Linked DNA regions of Mus musculus: all the other regions are linked to region 2. The links are chromatin loops, found by intact Hi-C in ENCODE. Cell type or tissue: left cerebral cortex. All regions are shown on one strand.

Region 1 (8,000 bases), 540 kb after region 2:
CAGTCTGAAGAGTTAATTCTTTCTCTCCATCACGTGGATTGGGGAGAGAATTCAGGTCACTAGGCTTGGTGGCAAGTGCTAGCTCACTGAGCTATCTCCCAAGCTCTTTTGTTGTTGTTGTTTTATTTATTGCCTTAAATTTATAGTCTTTCTCCACCCCCAACTCCTCCCACATCCTACTCACCCAAATCCATGCTATCTCCTTCTCTTATTCTCTGGAAAAAAAAAACAACAACAAAACCCAAGAAAACTAAACACACACAAAAGATGGAAAAACAAACAAACAAACAAAACCCCAAACCAAATAGTAACAACAACAACAAAAGTACACAAAAAATATTGAGTCTGTTTTTGTGTTGGCCAATGCTGAGCACAAAGCAACACCCCCCGCCCCCCAATCAAGGTTGAGATACTCAGTGGCGCCCCACTGGAGAAAATTGGTTTTCCCTTTCCCAGCAGGTATCAGTGACAAACAGTGTCTTGGTTAGGGTGGGGCTCTGTGCCCTGCTCCACTCCTCTGTGATGCTGATGGAATTTTGTCTTCACCAGCTCTTTCTTAGAAATTTTTGTTGTTGTTGTTGTTGTTGTTGTTGTTGCTGTTGTGGTTTATGGAGACATGTGTTGTCTTGGAACTCACTGTTTACCAGGCTGACCTTGAACTCAGAGAACTCACTGGTGTCTGCCTCCCAGAGGCTGTTGCCACCACTACAACATTTTTAAAAGGTCAGAATGAATTAAAGTTCACAGATTTATTTCAACAGTCATTGATTTTTAACTTGTACAATCTGGAAAAAAAAACCCAAACCAATTGAATTAAAAATACCAATATTGACGATAAACACAAAAATAATTAAAGAAAGAATTAAACTTTTTCCTTGAATCAAGATGATTTTCCAGGTAATAATGGTCCCCATAAAAGCTTCAAAACCCCTATTTGTAGAAATGAGAAGAAATTGTACCGTAACCCACATTTCACAAGAGAATTCAATCATGCTAAATACATTCCTCATGTGAGTAATGAAATTCAGTTCTAATTCTGACCAAGGCAGTTCAAAGGTAAGAAGTTATTTTGATTTGGGTTGTGTAAAGGTCTCCCAGAGGTTTGATTTTTCTTCATTTATCTAGAAGAATCGATTTCATTTGTTCCCAACCATATCAGTGGCTTATCTGGGAATGGCAAGCAGATGACAAGACAGCCCTTTGGGGGTGGTTCACACGCAGAAGCCCATCTCTGCCCACAGGCCACTTGTATAGGGACCACCCACTCAGGCAGAGACGGAGAAGTGCCTGGAAAGAAGTCAGACAGGTCTTGAAGAGTCAGGAGGTTTTAGATGAGAGACACTATTGTAGCAGGAACAGTGGGATGGTGCTGGTGGGGTGGGGGCTCTCTGTAACCGCTCAAAGCCACAAAACCATCCCTGGCAGGAGAACCTAATTGAGGACTGCCTGAGAGCCCAAGGATTGCTGGTGCAGACAATGCCAGCCAATCAGAAACTGCCGTTTAAAAGAGATGCTTCTTGGGACCAATAGGGTGCAGGTAGAGGGTATTAAAGGAGCTTTCAGTCCTGTCCAGACGAGCTTGCTGCAGTGTCTCTCACCTGCTCCTGGTGTCTGTGCCATGGACTCTGTGCCACCTCACTTCCAACCCCCAAGGGCAGGTAGGGTTAGTAGTGCAGGGCACAGGTGACAACGTCTCACGTTTATATCTACTTGATACATTTTAGATTAGTATGCATTTTTTAACGGGAGGGTTTTAATCCATTGCTTTCTTGGTAGAGCATCTTTAATGATAGTTTGTTTAGGGTGAAACATCCTAAACTTGCTTTCCATGCATCCTTTCAGTGAGAATTCAAGAAGGGGATTGGGAAGCACTGGAGTCATAAGACTCATGATTGATGAAAGTGGTAAGAAGCTTTGCACTGGAAAACAAAAGCTTCAATTAACCACACCAGAAGGCAGGACTGCAGTGGCCCAGGCTGGGCTAATTCAGCAACGGGGAGTTAACTTGTATCCCTTCTGCTTGGGTCTTTGTCTGAGTTCTCTAGCATCAAGGGATCCTGAACCCACTTAAAAGTTTGTCACATGATGTTAAGAATTAAACTCCACATTTTTATGCAATAGCAGATGTCTCCCACGGAACCACACAAAAGCCATCAGACATGATGCAGGAAACATCAATGCCTAACATTTCTAAGGAAAGTCTTCCTTAAAGGGTCACTTCCTTTGGATTTGGGGAGGAAGTTATGAATCAAATAGACACACACATCAAAGCAGAGATCCCCCCCCCCCCCCGAGGTGATCTACAGCTTTCAGGGTCTGTGATTCTCCATGGCTACCACCACCACTTGGGTCTCTGTCCCCTTCTTTCTCTGGGTGGCTAAGATCAGGCTCTTGCTGAAGGGGAAGAGGCAGGTATGGGTGTCCCTGACTCTGTTCTTCCTCATCTTGGTGTTCTGTCAGTGGACTGTGGTTCCATCCAAGACAGCAGCTCCTGAGGACACCACAACTATGCTTCTTAAAGAACTAGTCATCTTCTTGGCTGTCCCTATAGGCCTGTGGCGGTGACAGCTTCTTACTGGACACAGTGCTGCGCATTCCAGCCTCTCCCATTACTTTCCTTCCAGCCTGTCCACTGCATATGAAAATAATCCCTGGTTTAAATTCATTGCAACCTTATTGTAAGTGAGATTCCTTCCCCACAATTCTGGCTGATATGGCGGAACCAAAGTTATCGAAATCCTGATAGAAACTACAATGAATTGAAATTTCGAGTCACACAAACATGCGTCCGAATCGCAAGCTGCTTATTATGCATAAAATGCCAAGAGATTAGGCCACTGAAATTCCAGGTACAAAAGACCTGAGCAAATGAATCAGAACCAAGCAGGATTAATGGTATTAATCACGTATTTTCATAATCACCCCCACCACCTGCTGCTAATGACACATTCCACACAGACTTCGAGAAATAAATCACGAGAACTGTGTGGAATGAGGAATCGGAATTTAAGTAGGTCAGAGAGGAGTTCAGAACCCAGCTCATGTAGTAATCAGAGAGTCTAGTTACACTCTCTCTCTCTCTCTCTCTCTCTCTCTCTCTCTCACACACACACACACACACACACACACACACACACACACACACTGTGTTGTTGCTTGTCTACTGGAAGAGTCACTGCATATTGAGGTTGCGGACGGAACTCAGCTAGATTTTGACTCGGGCATCAAATGCTGTTGTTATGGCCACATATGAATTCTCTATGGTCTGTGCCCAGCACTACATGTTCTAGCACAAAATCTCTGTGGACAGACTGGTGTGTTTTTAAAGTGAACTATAAACCAGGGAAGGGTGGCACGCCTTCACAGTTTCAGCACTTGGGATGGCTGAACCAAGGCAGGAGGATGGATGAGTTGGACGTCGTCTGGGCTACACTGTAAGATACTATCTTAAAACAAAACAGTAAAAACAAAGAAGATATGTTTCCCCTAACTGAACCATCAAACAACAACAACAAAAACTTGGCAAGATTTTAGAAAATTGTAAGTTTCTATAGCTTTGTTCTTTAGTTTTGGCATTTTAGTTTGTTCCTTTTTTTATAAGGCAGTGGGCTAACATCCAAGTTTACTATTTAACATATTTTTTTGAATTGGAATTAAAACTGAGTTGCGTTGAACTAAGAATGAACTAAGAGAGAAAGCTGAAGGCTGAGAATAGAAACTATTCTCAGGTAATATCAGAAGCGACAGAGTTGCCAAGATGCTGGGAAGACAGTGTGAAAAGGACAGAGCTTGCAAGAAGATGCAGCTTCAAGTTGCATGCTGTTTCCGCACACACTAGAAATTGCTACCCTTTAACAAATTTTATGATTACTATTTTTAACCATATCCACTTTTCCTCTTTTTTTGGGGGGGTGGGGAACAGCAAGAATAGTTAAAAGGTATTTCTTTCTAGAAAAGATTATGAGCTAGTTCAGAGTTTGCGCAAACTTCAGAAGTCAGCACGAGAAATGTTACCACATCCCATAGGCCACTTTGAAATCCCCAGAGAGCGCTTAGCTGACAGCACTGCCCCCTGGTGGTATTTTATGTTGTTGCGTTGTGAGTAAAGATTTAAACCCGTTTTCAACACAAAACAGTTAAAAAAAAAACAAAAAACAAACAAACAAACAAAAAAACCAACAACAACAACAAAAAAAAACCCGTACTCTTATTTGACGGCGACTATTATCTTCCTGTGGGATATTAGAGATATATAATATCTGTGGTATGGATAAGAAGAGCTTAAGTTCCTGGCCCCCAGACTGAATCTATCTCTCTTTTAGGAACCCATCTCTGGCCGGACAGGTGGCAGAGACCACGGTCTCATTGTGAGGGTCTAAGCACCTTCTAAATCCTTCTGAAAACAGAAACTAGGAAACACTTATCTAATAAAACAACCTTCATGAATTTATGGTATGTCTTACTCAGACTCAAGCGCAGAACGGGGTTTTTTGTGTTTTTTTTGTTTTTTTTTTTTAATCTTCTTTTGTCATTTGTCAATTTTCTGTGCTCTGAAGATGCCTGTGTCTACTCACACACCCCCGCACACACACCACCGTAAGAGTAGATCCTGAGACACCCGAGCGGGGGTAAGGATAACAATCAGCTCACAATTCCTTGCAGTGTGTTTGGCCTAAGCATGGCGAGCTTGGGATATGCATGTCGCCCTTAATTTGAAGTCCCTTGGCATTCTCCTCTTAGCCTTGCTGCGCCACCTGCTGGACAGATACGCACAGTGCTCTCATTTTACCGTTGATTCCTACAGATTGCTTTCAATTGAATTTTGTTTTATGATGATGTGAAGCTTCATGTGACTCTAAAGTAAAATTTACGAGATGAATCTGGTGACCATCTCTCTGTTATTTAGTCTGGCTCCTTCTTCCCGAAGGTACAGGTTTATTTTTAAATGCTGTGAGTCTTTTTTTTATTAACATATCAATATATTGCTATAAAACATTAATTTCTATCGGTGTGTCTCATTCTCCCTCGTTAGGTAAGTAAAGAATATTTTACAGATCCCTGTCTACCTAGAAAAGTGAGCATACACACACACACACACACACACACACACACACACACACACACACACACACATATATATATATATATATATATATATATATATATTTGTTAGTTTGTTTTGTTTTTTTGTTTTTTGTTTTTTGTTTTTTTTTGAGACAGGGTTTCTCTGTATAGCCCTGGCTGTCCTGGAACTCACTTTGTAGACCAGGCTGGCCTTGAACTCAGAAATCTGCCTGCCTGTGCCTCCCGAGTGCTGGGATTAAAGGCGTGCCCCACCACCGCCCGGCATGGGCAACACTTTTAAAGGCATCACTGTTACTGGCTTCTGTTCAGAGACAGGATGGCTGTCTTCACAGATCCACAGCTCCTGATCTGCGTCCTTTACTGGCCATTCACTATGTGAGAGATGCCACACTACAGACGGCTCTGAGATCTATGGCTGTCTTTTCTCTTCTTAGGACACATTTACAAACACAGAAATCTCCCTTTTATCTATGACTCATTCTCCTGATGGTTCAGCCACCCATAGTCACACGCAGGCCAAAAACATTAAATGGAAAATTTCCAAAATACATTTCCTAAGTTTAAAATTAGGTATTATTCTAAGTACTGTAATTAAGATCAATCCTTTGTGTTGCCTGAGTCCATCCAATCAGGGATATGAGTCATCTGGTTATAGGTTATTTATGCTGTACAGTCTACTTGCTTCGTGTCAGCAGAAAAAGGAGAGAGAGAGAGAGAGAGATGAATATGAATGTATTGTTTATATATTTCATTCTGGTTTATTATTACATTTTATCTCTTACCATGTTTAGGTTCACAGACTCAACTTTAACATTGGTATGAGTATAGGAAGAAAGAGCATCTAGACTTCAGTGGTACCCATGGAGCCAGCAGGGACCTTGGAATGTAACCCCATGGCTAATGGATCCTTCTCCATAGCCTTTTTCCCCCACATGCCTCCTGGTGCCTCTCTTCTTCTGTCACATCTATCTGGCCTTTCTCTTTGTCTGTTTGCCCCCTAAGCCATCTTCCTGCTCCATTTGGATTCTATTTCCCACATTTATTCCTTAACATGGGGGTTGGTTAGAGAAGATGTGTGCTGAGAGCCCCTTTTCAGTGTCTGCTGGGCTCAGGCTATCCCAGCTCACAGGGTTCTCTATGTCCACCCACATACTATAGCCAGAGAGATTTCAACTGCTCCTCCCAGACTGACCCTCCAAGCTTTGTGGCGACAGCTATGATGACTTTAATTTCTCTGTCTCTTGGCGGTAACAGGAAGCCCCCAGCCTTCCTTTTGTCTTTTGTAACACATTAGGAAAGCCACTCATGCCATAGTATAACTAATAGTTCATGCAATCTGCAAATATTAAAAAAACACACACACACACATTTGGTTCAAAGTGATGCAGTTTAGTACTTCTGTATCACTGAGTCAGCCATGGGGTTTTGTTTTTGCTGTTCTAGTTGCTGTGCTTCTGTGGAGTGGTTTGGAGAAGTAAAAATTCTTGTCGCGTTGGCACCGTTTTCTAGAGGAAGCAGCCAAAACCATAGTCTTTTTGTCATCAGTATCCGTGTGCCTGTCTCGCTCTAGCGTGCTTTCTGGGGCACTTCAGATGCCCTTCCAGTCATAGCAGGTGATAGCCTATTAAACCACGGAAAATATAACCTGAAAGTGGATTTTACACTCGTAACCTCCCAGACAGCTTGACCTCCGCTTCCTTAAAATACACAGCGTATTTACTTTAGCCTACGGTTGGACAAAAATCATGACACAGAAAATCCACTTAATAATAAAAATGCTTTTATGCCATATAATTTGGTGAATACTGACTATGGAAAGCAAAAGCCAGATCATAGCATAGACATGCATTTGCAATACTGCAAAGTTTAAAAAAATGATTAGTCAAACGGGAACCATTGATTTGTTGCTTAAACCATGTGGTCACACCCGGTCCACACATCTCAATACTTGGATGCGCCACTGTACTAACCTCCACAGTTTGGTCTACGTCTGTTGGCATCTACTGGCCCCCTCCTCTCTTTCTACTCTCTAGTCTTTAAGCAGCTCTTCCCTGCTATTTTTGCAATGTCTGTGCTAGTTTTTTTTAAACTGTCTTTTTATCTTTCTCAGTTTTCTTCTTTGCCATGAGATGCAGTGCTGTGTGCCACTCTCCAGTTCTGTTTCCTCAGCACAAACCCCGTTCCCTAATGGGACAACTTCCCATTAACCAAAAGCTCTAAAACTGCGAGCCAAAATAAACATGTATAGACTTAAAAATAGATTGCTTATTGCGAGTATTAGTTACTGTGATGCTAGCTGACAGAACCCTCCTGGATGTTGCCACAGATGCTAGCACTGGTTACACATGTAACGTCTTACTGCCCAAGAGATGCCTGGGACTCACATCTCTTCTTCCTTCCTCCTCTTCCCCCTTCCTCCTCCCCCTCTTCCTCCTTCTTCTTCATCAACAAGATTTTAGCAGTCACAGACACTAGGGAAGCATGGTCCTAATATATTAAACCAGGAGGAAAATGCACTGGTGGCAGCAGTATTGGGATAAAAGCTTCTTAAGTGGGTGTAAGAGGTCCCTAGGGTTGTTCTTGGAGACTGTGCTCTTGGTGGAGACCACAGAATAGAGAGAGACATGGCCCTGGGTCCAGCTCACCTCTGCATTTTTGGGTAGAGGATGGGGAAGCGAACAGCTGAGATTGGGAGACGAAAGGACAGATGGTGGGAACCCGAGGAGCTCACTTTGTTTTGAGCTCATTGTTTTTTAGGAAGCTTCACATCTGAAACTAATTTATTTTTAAGGCTTTTACAGTTATCCTCTCTCAATATATGGCATGGAAACACAACTCTATACAAAACTCAGCTTTTGTTCTATAGTTAGGAATTAAAAAAAAAATATCGATGGGAACATCTCAAAGAGGTAACA
Region 2 (8,000 bases):
GCCTGCATGCATGTGTGTGAGGGTGTTGACTCCTCTGGAGGTGGAGTTAGACATGGTTGCAAGCTGCCGTGTGGTTGCTGGGATTGAACTGGGTCCTCAGAAACTCAGAGCAAACAGTCCTCTTAACCATTGAGCCATCTGTCCAGTTGTACCACTGCCACCGCCACCACCACCTTATGGGTGGATGGTTTTTCGAGACAATGTCTCTGTGTAGCCCTGGCTGTCCTAGAACCCGCTCTGTAGACCAGGCTGGCCTTGAACTCAGGGATCTGCCTCCCTAGTGCCAGGATTAAATTTGATCCTTCTTGTCTCCTGCCTTTAAGAGTTAATCCAGTGGGTTGGGGAGACGGTTTGGAATGCTTGCTGCTCTTGGGGAGGACTGGGGTTTCTAGCACCCACATCAGGTGGTTCACACCTGCCTGTAACTCCAACTACAGGGGACAGACCTTATACCCACTTTTGGCTTCTGTAGGTATATGCACACATAGACACATAAATAATAAGTCCCGAGAGAGAAAGAGTTAACCCAGAGTCAGGGGCGATGTCAAAGTCCTTTAATTCTAGCACTTTGGGGGCAAAGGCAGTAGGAACACTTCAAGTTCTAGGCCAGCCTGGTCCACATAGTCACTTCCAGGCAAGCCTGGGCTCCATAGTGAGACCCTGTCTCTGACACAAACAGAAGTTAATCCAGTTGGGCGGGTCAATCGTTTGGCCAAGGATCCAACCCTCAGGAAGGCAGGCCCACCCAAAGCTGTGCTAAAAAGGTGACTACAGTGAGACACTGTTCCGTCTGGAATCCCCCGGCTGCTGCTGCTCCAGAGCTGTCATGAGGCCCTGCTGTGTCTGCCCGCTTTTCCTCAGTCCTGGCTCTCAGAAAGGCACAATGTTTCCTTTTCCTTCCCTTCTGTCTCTCTTTTGGAAGCTGGCCAGAGCCCAAGTGTGCTTTTCTTGGGGCTTTGGCTTTCCTTGCCCTATCTCTAAAGCTCCCCTGTGGCCGAGTGTCCTCCTTGGGGCTCATCTCCGTGCAGTCTTCACTCGTGCGTGCAGCAGGGATTTTTCTCTTTCTCTTCTCTAGCCTCTTCCAGGCAGCCGTCCGGGTTTACCGCGTGCTTCTCTTGGGTATTTATATTAAATGAAGTTGGCCTTAAGCTCTCCTATGAATCTGTTCTTAAATCCTTTTGTTCACAAAACTGAGAGCCCCTAGGAGGGACCCCAACTTCTCCGGTATCACTCTGTACTAAGCTGGATACACTACTGCCCTCCGAGGCTGGTCTTTTCGTGGTTTTATTTGTCTGGGAGAGGAATTGAGGCATGGGAGTGGGGTCTCAGGGTAACACAGCTGGCTAGTAAGCGTCGGGATGCAATCTGAGCACAACTCATGTGACCCAGGAGAGTGATGACCTGAGAAGACACCAGCAATTTGTTGTCTTTGTACAGAAGTTACAAAAGCCTTTGTCATTACATTTTGTTCTCAAGACACTAGGTTCTGGATAATGTATGCATTGTTATCTCATTTTCTTTCTTTCTTTCTCTCTTTCTTTAAGATTTATTTATTATATATGAGTACACTGCAGCTGTCTTCAGACACTCCAGAAGAGGGCATCAGATCTCATTACGGATGGTTGTGAGCCACCATGTGGTTGCTGGGAATTGAACTCAGGACCTTCGGAAGAGCAGTCAGTGCTCTTAACCCCTGAGCCATCTCTCCAGCCCCCGGTTATCTCATTTTCTAGGTAAGAAGACCAAGCTACAGAAGTTACCCTGCTTGCTCAGCTTGGCCTCACTAGACAGAATCTAGCTTCTAAGCTTTCTGACAAAAACAAACAAACAAAAAACAAACAAAAAAACATTAAGCCTACAATAATTGCCTCCCATGGCTTGGTCAAGATGCTTCTCAGTTAGAGGGAAGTTGAAATATCCCTCTACTCTTTAAAAGCTCAACAATGTGAGTCACTGGGTGTCTTAGTGTTTCTACTATTGTGATGAAACACTATGACAAAAAAAGCATCTTGGGGAGGAAAGGGTTTATGTTGCTCACAGTGCCATGTAACAGTTCACTGTCAAAAGAGGTGAGGGCCTGAACTCCAGCAGTGCGGGAACCTGGAAGCAGGAGCTGATGCAGAGGCCATGGAGGGAGCTGCTTACTGGCCTGCTTCTCATGGCTTGCTCAGCCTGCTTGTATAAATTTAGGACAAAAACCCAGGTGTGGTGCCACCCACAAACGGGCTGGGTTCTCTTCCATCAGTCACTCATTAAGAAAAGGCCCTACAGGCTTGCTACAGCCTGATCTTATTGGAGGTATTTTCTCAATTGAGGTTCCCCCCTCCCTGATGACCACCTTGTATCAAGTTGACATAAAACTAGCCAGAACACTGGACCAGACTGACAATAGACAAACAGGAGGGAAGTTGTACAAATCTATCTGCAGGCTCTACCCTGCAGTCTCACGGGAGACTTGAGGCCAGGTGGTTGTCATCTTAATCTGAGCAGGGCTGAGAGTTGGGGGCAGGGAGGGTGGGGGGAGTTTGGAAGGCTTTAGGGAGAAAAACCTATGACAGACAAAACGTATCTTGTACTGATAAAATCTCTCAGGGAGGAATAGGTGACAGCCTGGGCAAGAGCTGCCCTGGGCTCAGTGTGGACCTTTAGCATCTTTTTCTTGACTCGGATCTTTTCTAGAGTGATCTCTGGCATTCTTCAGAGCAGACCTCAGCTTGCCTGCCTTTCACGATGCAGCAGCATTCTTGAGCGCGATGCAGTGAGGTGTTTACGAGCTCAAGCGTGACCCATGCATGTATCACTGTTTAGTCTGATAAGTAAGTCTGTCACTGTTATTATGCCTTACAGGGGCTGGAGAGGCGGCTCTTGGCTAAGAGCAATTGTTGCTCTTGCAGAGGGAGCAGGTTTGGTTCCTAGCATGCGAGGAGGTTCGTAACGGCTGTAACTCCGGTTCTAGGTGATCCAGCTCTGTCTTCTGGCCTCCTTGGGCACCCGGTATGCAGATGGTAAACAGACATACATGCAGACAAAACACCCAAACTGGTAAGTAAGATAATATGGAGAATTTTAAAGGTGCTATGCATTACAGTATGGGCACAAGCCTTGAAATATGAATGTAGAAACTACTGCAAAACCTAGTATGGAGAAATCCCATGAGAACGCCATTCAGAAACTGAACGAGGATGTGAAAGTTTATCAGACTGCAGTTTTTTCTTTTGTTATGAAGCTAGTTTAGTTTTTGTTTTGATTTGGTTTGGTTTTTGGTTTTTTAGAGACAGGGTTTCTCTGTGTAGCCCTGGCTGTCCTGGAACTCACTCTGTAGACTAGGCTGGCCCACACGCGACAGTTTTGAAGAAAGAGCTCTCGGGTTGAAAAAAAAATGGTGACAATCGCCAATTACACTTGTCACCTTTGTACTTAGTCTCTGTGGAGCAAAACAAACAAAGAACAAAAATCAGTTGTCAAGTGCGATTCTTTAGAGACAATAACTAGAAGTGTCACTAGGTGTCACTATTATTCCTGATACTGTTGTAAACCATTCCCTAAGAAACTTGAGCTGTAGAGCTACTACTGCATGAAGATGGCTTCAGAGCACTGGCCCCACTTTGCCAAGAGTTCCTTAGATAGAACAATTCTGTGCAAAGCCCCAACAGGAATGTCATACATCTGTATATCCCAGATTTAGGGAGCAGTTTCTGGAATTCGATTTTTGCAAGGACCCTTAGCAAGGGCCTCCCTCCCTGCCTCTCCTTCCCTCTCCTCCTCCCCTCCTTTCCTTCCATTCATCCACTATTAATTCATGTATAAATATTTGTTAAGTGATTAGAAAGTTCTAGAATCCAGCTCTGCGGTCTTTGCAATCCCCAGGCTCAAACTATCCCCTGACCTTAGTCTGCCAGTCGCCTGTGGCTTGCAGGCAGGTCTCCCCCCCCCCCCCCCCCAACTTCGTTAAGTTCCACTCTCATGGTCATGTGAACGTGTGAGCAAATCTTTATCATTATTGCTGCTATCACATCTGTTGTAGAGAAGGGGAGGCTGAGGTCACAAGCCGGTAGACGTGTGTGAAATTGTGTTGTAAATATGCCTTATTTTCCTGCCTCAAAAATTTTGAGCACCGTCTATTTAATAGCTCTATATAATGTACGCTACCAAGCCATGCAACCTATACAGATCAAGACAACACAAATACCTTGTGAACCAGCTTCTCTTTATTGCTATTTCCTCCCCCACCCCACCCCACCCCACCCCCATCTCCTGGAAATACCATCAGAATAATACCAGAAAAATACCAAGTGAGCAGAAGGCCTGAAAGTGCTTGGAAGGCGGGACCAGTCATATTCTATGGAATGTGTATGAGTAGGCATGTTCATGTTTAAATATGAAAAGTCGTCTCGGACATACCTTCAGGAAGTCCCCCAATCCCTCCAATCCTGCGTCTGCTGTCTTGGGTTCTCAGGGCACAATGTTGCCTTTCAGATCCTCCTTCTGAAGGAGTATGATGACGTCTGTTTCCTCCTGAACTCTGGTAGCTAGCACTGTGAAAATTACAGCCGGATGCTTCCCTACACTGCCTCTTCTCTGAACGTCTCAGTGCAAATGGACTTCGGCTCACGTAAGGGGCAGACTGTAGATTCCCAAATAACCTTTTTCCGTGCACGCAGGCACGAGATACACACACACACACACACACACACAGAGAGAGAGAGAGAGAGAGAGAGAGAGAGAGAGAGAGAGAGAGAGACAGTGCAGTCTAGTGTCAGTTGCCCTGATCCATCAGTGTGAACGACAGCTGTTATTGAGCTATAACGTGTAACACCCCCAGGAGGCTGTCAAAGCTACTTTTTAAAATCTGCTTTCTGGAGAATGACACCTATTTCCTCTGCAGTCCCTTTGTTGGCCGCTGTGCTGGTCAGTTACCTCGGCAACACTAAGAACTGGACCAGAATGTAACTAAGTAAAGCCATAGATCAAATTTCCAGCATAGTCACAATTTTGGAAATGTCTGATATTCTTCGGTCATCGTTGGGAGCGGGGGTCTACTCGCTGAAAGGCATTTTGGGGAAAGCCACGCCCACTTCTCAGCTGAGAAGACAATGACCCTAGTGCCCCTGCTCTCCCTTGGTCCCTTGGCCTCTGTGCTCTCTGTTTTCTCAGTCTATCAGGAGGTGGGATTGGCTTGCTGATTGATGATGATGATGATGATGATGATGATAATGATGATGATGAAGAAGAAGAAATTGTCCTTAAGTTTCATATTTGAGTTGCAAAAAAAAAAGTATTTTCACAACGTTTGAGCCTATGTTAATTCTTTTTTTTTTTTTTTTTTTTTTTTTTTGTCTTGTTTCTTTTTGTTTGCCTTCAAGACAAGGTTTCACTGTGTAACCCTGGCTGTCCTGGAACTCACTCTGTAGACCTCAAACTCACAAAGATCTGCCTGCCTCTACCTCCAAAGTGCTGAGAGTAATGGCACGTGCCACCACCTCCCTGCCGGGGTCTATGTTAATTCTTTTTGTGCAACTATAACCAAAATTTCTGAGAGAACAGCTCAAAGGAGAAAGAATATGTTTATGGTCACAGTTTCAGGGAGCTGCCACTGTGGTTGCTTGGTCCAATACCACATGTGGAGAAAAATATCCATCTCACTGTGGATAGGAATCACAGAGCTCTAAGGAGGGACTGGGGACCCAGTATCATTTTCAAATCCATACTGTGACATATTACTTCAGCTAGGAGATACTATATTCTAAAGTTTTCAGAACCTTCCAGAACAGCCCCCACCTGTTGAGAATTAAGCTCTCAGCACAAGGGCCTGTGGGGGGGTGGGGGGGGCATTTACAATCTGAAAACCATGACAGAACCTGAACCTTTAATGTAATAAAGACAAGAACTTCCAAACACAGAGGCAGTGAGAAACAGTGCCTGCTTTTGCCTGGATAAACAGCAATCTTAGAAAACTATTTTGCCGCAAACTTTAATCAGTGATTCTGAGAAACTCCTCCCTAACCCCGGCGTCGGTTGTGTCTGAGCCTCTTTCCTTCCCCATTTTGTGTGTTGGTTCCTAACTAAAAGAGAACATGGGGATTTTTTTTCTCCAACATCCTCTTATTCTGTACCACATTAGATATATTTTTTTCCTACCTCACTCACGAGTCTGTTTAAAGACGAGTGGTTCTACAGTCCAGTCTCTTCACAGAACATTAACCCAACAAAAACCGAAACTCCTCTCTTCTAGTGGGCTTGTGGATTCGTGCAGGCCGTGCAGGCCCACTAGCTGTCTGGAAGTCCGTGATGTACTGCTGAGGGGGAGAAGAGAAGGAGAGAGGAAGAGCATTGGACAGAGGAGGGAGAACCCATAGCCAATCTAAGATGGCGGCTTTGGGAAGACCTACAAAGGGAGCTGGCCCCTTGCGGCAGCAGGCTGGGCCAGGGAAAGAAGACTTTCGGGTGTAATCAAATTGTTACCAAGAGGAAACAGGCAGTTCTCAAGAAACCAAATAAGCATTTCCACACGCTCCACAGTTGTGAAGGTTGCGAATACCCTTGCGGGTCTCTTCAGGGTCTATCCATTTTCTTACGTTCGTGGCTTTTGTTGGGATTTCTCTCTTTTTATTGCTTAAGCACATCCCTCACCTTTGCCCCTTTGCTACTTGACTTGGAGACAATCAGAACAGACCTCGATTTTAAGTCTTGCTGGCACACTTTTCTTTGAAAAGATACTTTGGATTTAGAAAACACAAAGACATTGTCTGCTTACTTCACTGGCCAGCTGAACTGGAGGGATGGAACCAAATGGCTTATCTCCTAGTGGCTGAAGATAGTTGGCAAGTTCTGGGGTCCTTGGGACTGGGGCCTAGCAGATGAAGGCTGTAGGCTAGGCCAGGCCAAGGACATCTTTCCTCCTTTGGGCTTCCTGCAACACCAAGGTCAGAAATGACAGTAAGATATGTCCCCTGTGGCCACATGTTAAAACAGAGTCCACAAGGCATTGGAAGGGCTATCAGCGTGCTATGAATGGTGTCAGAGCATGCATGTGGGGGTCAGAGGGCAACTTGCAGGATTGAGTTTTCTTCTTCTACAATCTGAGTTCAGGGGATTCAACTCAGGTCATGAGATTTTTCAGTTTAAAATTTTGCAAGTTGTACTGGCATTTCTCATTTAAAAACACAAAACAAAACAAAACAATATTTCATAGTCATCTCAGCCAAACAACATATTTCACAAGACTAGGTAAACTTCAAAGAAATTCCCTAGAGTGGCTCTTCTCCTAACATAAAGTAGTGAGATTTGCCTGTCACCTCAGTTGGAGGGGAGGTAGTGTGACAGGTCTGTTCTCTTAAAGTACAGATGTGCATCTATGTACCAGGTGCTCCTGGAACAGCACCATTTGGGGGCTCTGATGGCAAAGCTTCCAGAAACACATAAGAAAGTTGGGGTTACAATCCCTGGTTTGAGGTCCTGGACCATACGAGCTATGAAGGCTAGCTAAGCACTAAGCATGCATTTATTTCTCTCTGCTGTTGACCGTGGCTATGATGTGAACTGTCGTGTCCGCTCTCGACCAGCAAGAACGACACGACCACCAGTCCTTCTAACAGCAGTTTATTCAGTCCTGATTCTTCTTGTTTATATCTCCCCCAAACCCTGGGCCTCTCACTCCTTTTATACTCTCATCCACGCACAGCAGGCCACGCCGCCTCACCAGGCACGCAGCTTCAGCTAATCAGGGCAGAAGGGGCATATCTCCATCAAACTGGATTCACCGGTATCCTGGTGCACCTGCGCAGCTCTCAAGATGTTTGTGGCTTATATGAGGAAGTCAGGTGCAAGTCATACGACTTAGCTACAGTCCCTGGCGCCTTTGGGACTGCCGCCACACCCGCTCCTAACAGTGAACCTCAGATGCCATTCCTCAAATGCCATCATCTTGATTCTTAAGGCAGTTTCTTCCATTGTCTGAGCTTACTTCTTAGGCTGACTGGTCAGTAGAAGTCCCAGAGATG
Region 3 (8,000 bases), 440 kb after region 2:
TTCAGAAGCACAGATGACAATGGCAAAAAGGAGAAATGTGAGGATCTCTGTCTACACAGTTTTCTCTGCATAGCAAAGAAAACATTCAGAAAGTTCCTAGACAACTACCAACTGGGAGCAAGTATATGCAAACAAGCCACCAGACCAGCAGCTGGTTTCTAGAATTTACGAAGAACTGAAACACTCAGGAAGAGACAGACCCAGCAATCAAGTTTGGAAGTGAGCAAAAGAGAAACACTCTCAAAAGAAGACAAGAAAGTAGCAAAATGTAGCTAAAACAGGTTCAGACTGGGGTTTATCAGACTAAGTTGAGGTTGCACCTCACACCTGCTAGGATAGTCACAACCATCACAAAAGCAACAAGTGAGTGCCAGCAAGTATCAGGGACAGGGGACACTTTGTATTTTGGTGAGGATGTAAATTTGGATAGGTATCATAAAAAAAAGTATGGGATTTCTTTGAACTATTAAATTTGGGACTGCCGTAGAAGTACACGCCCATGGCCACTAAACCATTCAGAGCTTCAACATAGAAATCTGTATGCTAAAAAGACATCTTTGTTAGTAAAAATAAGTCATACAGCAACATACAAATCTGACTGTTAAAAAGATATTCTGATCATTAAAATAATAGTCACAACATCCCAGATGTCCATTGACAAGTAAACCAATAAAGGAAATTGTATGGTAGATAAACAATGTCCATAGAAAGAATAAAATCCTGCCATCTCCAACAACACCACCACCACACACACCAGTGGGAAGGAAGGAATGGATAATGACTAAATAGTCCTGTAATTCCATCTATGTGTGGTAGGATGCTCAGAAATTGTTTTGATGGCTGACAATTCTGTGAACACAGTTAAAATCATCATCTTATAGACGTTAGGCTGGAGAACTGTCGGGTGACATGTGGGTTACATTTTGTTCACATCTCTGTTTCTGGTGTCCATGTGTTGTTCTCTGGTAAGCACCCAAAGTTTGAGTGGCGATGAGGCAGACGATCTGCAGACCCTACTCCTTACTGAGGAGCCCACTGGCAGTTAGTGGCTGCTGGAGGAATGTGAGTCCCTCTCTTTTGAGGTATGGCCACTTTTAGGGTTCTCATGATCTGGTGGATGGCTCCAAGCCCATGAACATAAAGCAGCACCAATTGGATTAAGTCATTAATTATTAAGTCATTGATTATTATAGGCATTAAAAAGGAAGGTTTACAATCAAATTCCACAGACTCTGTAGGTGGAGTAAGCAAGACATGGGTCCAGAGCAGCTATTTCCGAGCACACAGATCACCATGGTGGTTGGATTCTTTTCATGTGACCAAGGAAAGAGTGTTACCACACAGGAGGAACCAAGGAAGACTTTGAAGTTGTTACTGCTCCATCCATTTTTAAGATGGAGTCTTTCCAGAACTCAGTCTGCAAATGGATGACTTTGGGTGAGTTTTGGATCTCACAAAGTGAGATACAAATAAATTCCTCCTAAGTAATAAGAAATAAAAAAAGCGAGAAGCGAGAGAGGAGCTGAAGCAACAGGAAGAGGGGCCATCGCTCCGTTTTCTTCTACTTAGCAGTGTGCATTGGAAGCAAAGGCAGAAGGAGAAGAGGGTATAATTAACCCTGAATATTGGACTGATTGGCCAGGTTTGTTTTTAGTAGAATCAGTGAAGGAAGGTATTAAGGTCCCATACAACACAGGCTCAGGCTTCCAAATATTCTGAGTCCTATGTCTGTAAGCCTGATGATGGGGATGGTTGCTGGGATATGGGCTACAAGAGACTAGGCTTTCCAGCCAGCCAGCCAGTCAAAGTTCTGTCATTGGAGGATACACGAGATCACAGTTTCAAATTCCCCACTCAGGATAAGCCACAGGGACCAGTTTTTCAGACCTACAAATTGAATCTAATGAGGAACAGTTGGCTTTAGAATTACTTTTTAAAAGTAGCATGAAAGTCCAAGCACATATTTTCAAAGCATTAAAGTTGATAGGTGACTTTTAAAAATTTTTTTAAATTTTTTATTCATATTTTATTGATTTGGTTCATGAGATCGCCTGGCACAAAATGCAATCTTTCTTTCTTTCTTTCTTTCTTTCTTTCTTTCTTTCTTTCTTTCTTTCTTTCTTTCTTTCTTCCTCCCTTCCTTCCTTCCTTCCTTCCTTCCTTCCTTCCTTCCTTTCTTCCTTTCTTCCTTTCTTCCTTCCTTCTCCTTCCTCTCTCTCTTTCTCTCTTTCTCTTTCTCTTTCTCTTTCTCTTTCTCTTTCTCTTTCTCTTTCTCTTTCTCTTTCTCTTTCTCTTTCTCTTTCTCTTTCTCTCTCTCTCTCTCTCTCTCTCTCTCTCTCTTTCTTTCTTTCTTTCTTTCTTTCTTTCTTTCTTTCTTTCTTCCTCTCTCTCTCTCTCTCTCTCTCTCTCTCTCTCTTCATTTTCTTTTTCTGTGCAGTGAGTGCACAAGTCAAATAAGGAAGATCAACCCCCAAGACAATTTTCAGCCTATGGATTTGAGTTTTCGTCAGCCTCAGCACAGATCCCTCACAAAGAGCTCTTGCTTCTGCTGGATGGTTCACTGCTTCATGAATGCCTCAGAGAGAGGGCAGGGCCAAGGGAAAATCAGCTATTTATAGGTGGGTTTTTTTTTTTTTTGACTAAAAGTGTCTGCTCAGCGTGCTATGGAATATTTCCAAGAGGTGGGAGAACAGGAAACTATCTCAAATCAACTGGAAGGCTGGAGGAGTGTTATGGGGGACGGAATCTGCAGGGGAGTCCTTTGCAGAAAGCTCAGGTTTCATTTGCAAACAAATGACAGTTACTTTTTCTGACACTCAGAGAAGCCAACTAAACTTCTGCTACTTAATGAGAGAAGAAGAGAACGAGAATGAAAAGCCCATGAATTCTTCAAGTGTTGCAAGACACTGGAACCCTTAAAGGAATTTTAAAGGGGGAATACTTCTCTCTATACTTAATCCTTGATGGGACAGTTGCCAGCCAAATGATGCCCATGGAAAAGACAGCAAGCAGGTGGGTTTCTAAGAATAGAATGCAGGTCCCTGTGAGTTAACAGGGTCCTGCTGAGATGAGAGGACATCTCACCCTCCACTCACCTTCACTTTTATAATGACAACAAAGAAAGATGGCTGAGCTCATCTGCGTTTACAGGCAGGACACAATGCCATGAAATTCTGAGAGCATCCCATGGATTTTACTCCCACTGGTTGGGTGGTCACGGGAAGCAAGTGTAGTAGAAAGACTCAGGACTGTCTGCCAAGAGACAGCTGGCTGAGGAGGAAAGCCTGGAGCTGGCCATGGTTCTGTGGGGAGGAGGTCCTGAGAGGGACATTTTGTTCTTTGGAATTCTACAGACTTGAAAGAATGATGCACCTGGCTTCGGAGAATGGGAAGGTTGGCTGAGGACCTTGTGCAAGAACAATGGAGGATAATGCCCAGGACCTGTTACCACCATCCTTCAACTGTTGTGAAGGTCCTGCCTGTCTGGTTGTCATGGAGGAGACATTCCTCAAGAGAGCTAGTGAAGCCCATCAAGGATGCAATGGATGGGTGGCTCAGTGACCTGGTAGACATAACCATAGTGGTTGCTGTTCATTAAACTCATCCTGCTGATTTGCAAGGCTGCCTGGAAGAATGGCATGGGGGTCCGGGGGAGGGTTGGCAGACTGAAGCTATAAAGATAAAAGCAAGGCCCATGCGAATAGACACTTGAACAGCTAGAATTGTTGTTTACCAGCAAACACCGGACTGCATGGAGCTCTGCTCCACTGAGGTGAAGATCTGGACAGGCTCTTTGTGACCCTTTCACTTACACAAACTTCCCATGCTTAGTTGGCAGCTGATAAAGGAACTGTCCATGATGTGATTAAGAGCTACCATCATCGGACATAGATGGGATAGGGAGAAACGGGTGGGGTGGGCAGGAGGTTTCCTTGTCCGCAGAATCAGACATGCCTCTTCTGACCTTGTTTTGAAGGAACAAATCAGAAGGGGAAGAAGAGGTGCCGCGATACACGAAACAAAGAGAACATACAAAGAACGTCAGTAGCTAGACATTTATACCTTGAAAACCTTCCACACAATAATTTGAATTGATTTCCTAAATTTAGAGCTCAACTCTCTTCCCTAACACCCTAAAACAAATGCAGCCATCATGCCCATTATACAGAATAAGAAACAAAAGCATCAGTAATGTAGAAATCCAGCAATAACTTCAAAGCTTGGCTGAGCGGGTGAAGCCCACGTTTCGATCGGTTAGACTCTACTGCCCCCTACAGGAAAGTACACGGGACAATAAGCCTACAGCTCTGTAGAAGCCGTGGTTCTTGATGGATTCTATTGAGTCACTCTAGATGTAGGTCGTCAGGATCTCTTGGGTTGGTGCCAGAAATCCTCAGGTTTTCAGACCCCTTCAATGTCACTCTTATGCACAAACGTACGGGAGCTATCTCTCAACTGCAATGATTGAGAGACACTCAGTGATATAGGACTTCTAAAGGGCTTTCATACAGGCTTCCATGGGATACGGCTGTAGTCGCTTGTAGCCACGTAGATACCACGTTGTCTCATGTCAGGTAGTGTTTAGCTGCGCACAGTTCTCAGCTTCTTTGCAGCTGTTCTCATTTTCCTAATGTATATCACCCTATATATCATTGTATGCATGTGTCATTTACATATGCCATATATATGTGTCACATCACATATCCCTTTGGAAACTATAGATAACTATTGTCAGTTGTTGTCCCGGTGAAGTGAGGTGAAAGATTCTGAGTGCCAAGATTTGGATGCTTTGGGAGAAGCAGATAGTCTTCAGATTCCAGACCCTGAGCCCTCAAAGCTTTAAGTGTTGGATCTAAAGATCACATATCTAAAAAATGGATCTACCCTGCTCTGTTTGTCTTCTTTTGGACAATAATTCACCTCCAGTGAGCCATTAGAAAGCAGAAAGGATCAGTTTCTAACAGGAGGAACACAACCACTTTTTTCTGGGTCCGGAAAGAAGAGTTCAAAAATCTTATCATGGGGCTAAGGAGTTGGGTCAGCAGATAGAGACACTTGCTGTGCAAGCAGAGCATCTGAGTTCAATCCCTGGAGCCCAGAGAGGAAAGAGAGAACACATTCCTGAAGGTTGGCCTCTGATCTCCACCTACATGTGTGGCACATGTGGACATGCATTTCCACTCAGGCACTACACACACACACACACACACACACACACGCACACGCACACGCACACACACACACACACATCACACAAAAACAGTAAATAAAATGAAAATACAATATGCCCTGGGCAACCACAGAGTTACAAATTGCACATACTCACTTAGCTGACAAGGACACTTGTTTCCTATAAGCCTTTTAAAGTACAAACATGTTTCACATGTTGTCTCAGATCACCCTCCCACTTCCTCTTTGACCTCATTACCTCTGAAGACGGTAGTGCACATGAATAAGCAGGGATGTGAAAAGAGCCTTCAGGCTTTAGCAGAATGTGAGACACAGTGGGGAACAGAAAGCCCAGGCTGACAGGCCGAGTGTCCACTTGTGTCATGTCTTCTGAGATGACAATTCTTGCCAAGCCATTTCCTTTTGTCGTTTGAAGAAAGAGTAAGTAGAAGCAAATGCTTTCAGAAGTTCCTTTTATAGGATGGTCACTATAGACCCTCTATCTATGGAAGCTACAGTGTCCAGACTGTCCAGGGACATTGCGAATGGGAGGTTTACAAGGAGGAGTTCCTATTACTCAGAAAATGACAATTTAGAAGGAAATAAAAATAAGACGTTAAGCCCCTAGACAGTTAGATCAGGGGCCTGAACAATCCTGAAGGTTGATAATAAATTGTGGTTTTCAAAGGCTGCAGGAAGCAGACGTTTTCTTTCATGGTTGTTGAATAGGTCTTTGAATTAAAAGAACCAACACTAGGTCATCACACTGAGGAGTCAGGCCATTCCTAGATTAATGATCTAGAACAAGACGGGAAAGGTAAGGTAATGCCTTTTTTACTTGGATCAATGAAAAGAAGGGGGAGGGGGAGGTTCCTTACCTCATAGCTATTCTTCTGTGGCTATTGTGAAATGGTCCAATTAAAAAAATCTGATTTCATAAATCAGAGATCAAAGACCTCAAAAGCATGCATGTGTTATGCAGGCGTGTGGGAGGCCAGGTGCCTAAGCGGAGGTGAGGTGGATCCACACCCCCGTGTACAGAATAAGCCTTACTATGCTTCAAAGGTAGTTTTTCCATTTCATCAGCATGGGTTCAGCTTTCCAGTTCATGGAGAACAATGATTATAAACTCTGAAGGGACTGGAACAGTGGTCTAAGATATATGAAGTAAACATTGCGTATCTAGAAAACTCAGTATAGAAGCCTCCTTGGCTCAGACATCAAGTATGGCACAGCATTAGACTTGAAGGAACAAAGAGGAGCATCTTTAAAGGCGAGCCCTGTATTTTCTTACATTTGTAGGATCAGAGCTTCAAAAAAAAGTTCTTCTCTGTTTATGAAGGTGATTCCCCAGAGAATCCAAATTCTAGAAATAAGAAATTGGTCCAAAGAAGCATGAGGAATATATGATGCCCTCCTGGGCACCGTTCTCCCTGTTACCTCTTTTGATTGTGTTAACATTAATCAAATAACTCCCATGTCATGCTCTTTCAGTTACAGAGAGAGGGCTCAAGTGTTGAAGAATCCGCTAACTTGGAAATCATTCCAACTGGGAATTGTTCACGGACAGAAACCAAAGCTCATTCCCACTGTCCTTCTAGCCTAAGAACATAGATGAACGTGTGTGTGTGTGTGTGTGTGTGTGTGTGAGAGAGAGAGAGAGAGTATGTGAGTGAGTGTGTTAGTGAGTGTGTGTGAGTGTATGAGTGTGTGTGTGTGAGAAAGAGTATGTGAGTGGGTGTGTGTGAGTATATGAGTGTGTGTGTGAGAGAGAGAAAGAGTATGTGAGTGTGTGTGAGTGTATGAGTGTGTATATATATGTATGTATGTGCATGTGTATGAGTGGGTTTGTGCATGTGTGTGTATGTGTGTGTGTAGAAGAAAAATGCCCTCTGTGTCATGATGCCACTCATGTGACATGTTATGGTCTGCTGGTGGGGGTGAGGGTCTTGAGAACTAGGTCAGTGGGTCCTACAAGCAGAGCTAAAACTGCATCTGCTTTTGTCCCTTTAGACAAAAGTATGGGTTTAACTCTTCAGATGAATGAGTACTCTCTACAGCAATGTCATATAACTCAATGCAGATTATGAACATTAACTTAATTATGCCTGAAAAGGGAAGATTTTTCCCTCTCCACCAAACTTCCCTGGCAAATGACAGAAAATGTGTTAAGTGGTATTGTGATTTTAAAACATATGGAATTTGAGATTCCTGTGTCTTAGAGTCATAATACATGGCAACTCCACATGAGTCAATCCTGCCTGTGTTCTCTGGCCATGGACCCTAGCAACACACGCTCTTCCAAAGTGAGCAAAAATAAATGATACTGAGCTTAATTAATCGAAAGGTTGATTGCACTAAACTCTAAGTCACAATGATCCACTAAAAGACACTGAACTCCAAAATGGAGAAAAATAAAACCTAATTCCAAACCAAAATCAGTGTGTCAGTGCTACATAGACCACTTACACAAGCACACACACATACACACACACGCACACACACACACTCACTTACACTCATACACACATACATACACATTCACACATATGTACACACACATTCATACACACTAACACACATGCACACACACACATCTACACATACACTCTCACACAGGCATGCACACACATGCACAAACCCACTCACACTCATACACACTCACACATATGTGCACACACTCACACACACCTGGAACAAGAAACTGATATATTCTGCTAGTCACATGTCACCCTGTCAAGTCTTGTATGCTACAATCTCAAATGCACTAGAGTTTAAAGATGAGTCTTTGTCCAAAAGACCAGTAAGCCCTTAGTTGTCATCTTTAACTG

What was found. Peaks named below come from ENCODE experiments on the same cell type or tissue, not always from the same donor. Only the 100,000 strongest peaks of a DNase experiment are listed, where the experiment ranks them.
Region 1: it touches region 2 in a loop (4-fold over the local background); 3 of 42 quality-filtered maps call a loop at or near these places.
Region 3: a loop joins it to region 2, with 5 times the contacts of the local background. A loop is called at or near these places in 10 of 42 quality-filtered maps.

The regions. Positions count from the first base shown.
Region 1 is chr17:70,426,644-70,434,643 of GRCm38, reverse strand. All of the region lies in intron 1 of Dlgap1 (DLG associated protein 1), which reads right to left. Among named protein-coding and RNA genes, the nearest start is that of Dlgap1, 5.9 kb to the right of the region's middle. In left cerebral cortex, CTCF peaks have their summits at 4,073 (motif pointing left) and 4,758 (motif pointing left); DNase peaks (open chromatin) are centred at 4,061, 4,737, 6,547, 7,213 and 1 more place; H3K27ac peaks cover 1,072 bases.
Region 2 is chr17:70,964,345-70,972,344 of GRCm38, reverse strand. It overlaps Gm46595 (a long non-coding RNA gene), which reads left to right and starts at 2,824. Exons shown (of 3, transcript XR_001782184.2): 1 at 2,824-3,042; 2 at 4,477-4,612. It overlaps Gm41611 (predicted gene, 41611), which reads right to left and starts at 4,467. Exons shown (of 2, transcript NR_168105.1): 1 at 4,402-4,467; 2 at 540-3,424. In left cerebral cortex, CTCF peaks have their summits at 3,487 and 4,906; a DNase peak (open chromatin) is centred at 3,507.
Region 3 is chr17:70,523,626-70,531,625 of GRCm38, reverse strand. All of the region lies in intron 2 of Dlgap1 (DLG associated protein 1), which reads right to left. Among named protein-coding and RNA genes, the nearest start is that of Gm46581, 79 kb to the left of the region's middle. In left cerebral cortex, a CTCF peak has its summit at 4,284 (motif pointing left); DNase peaks (open chromatin) are centred at 3,236, 4,270, 5,516, 7,984 and 1 more place; H3K4me3 peaks cover 3,416 bases; H3K27ac peaks cover 4,545 bases.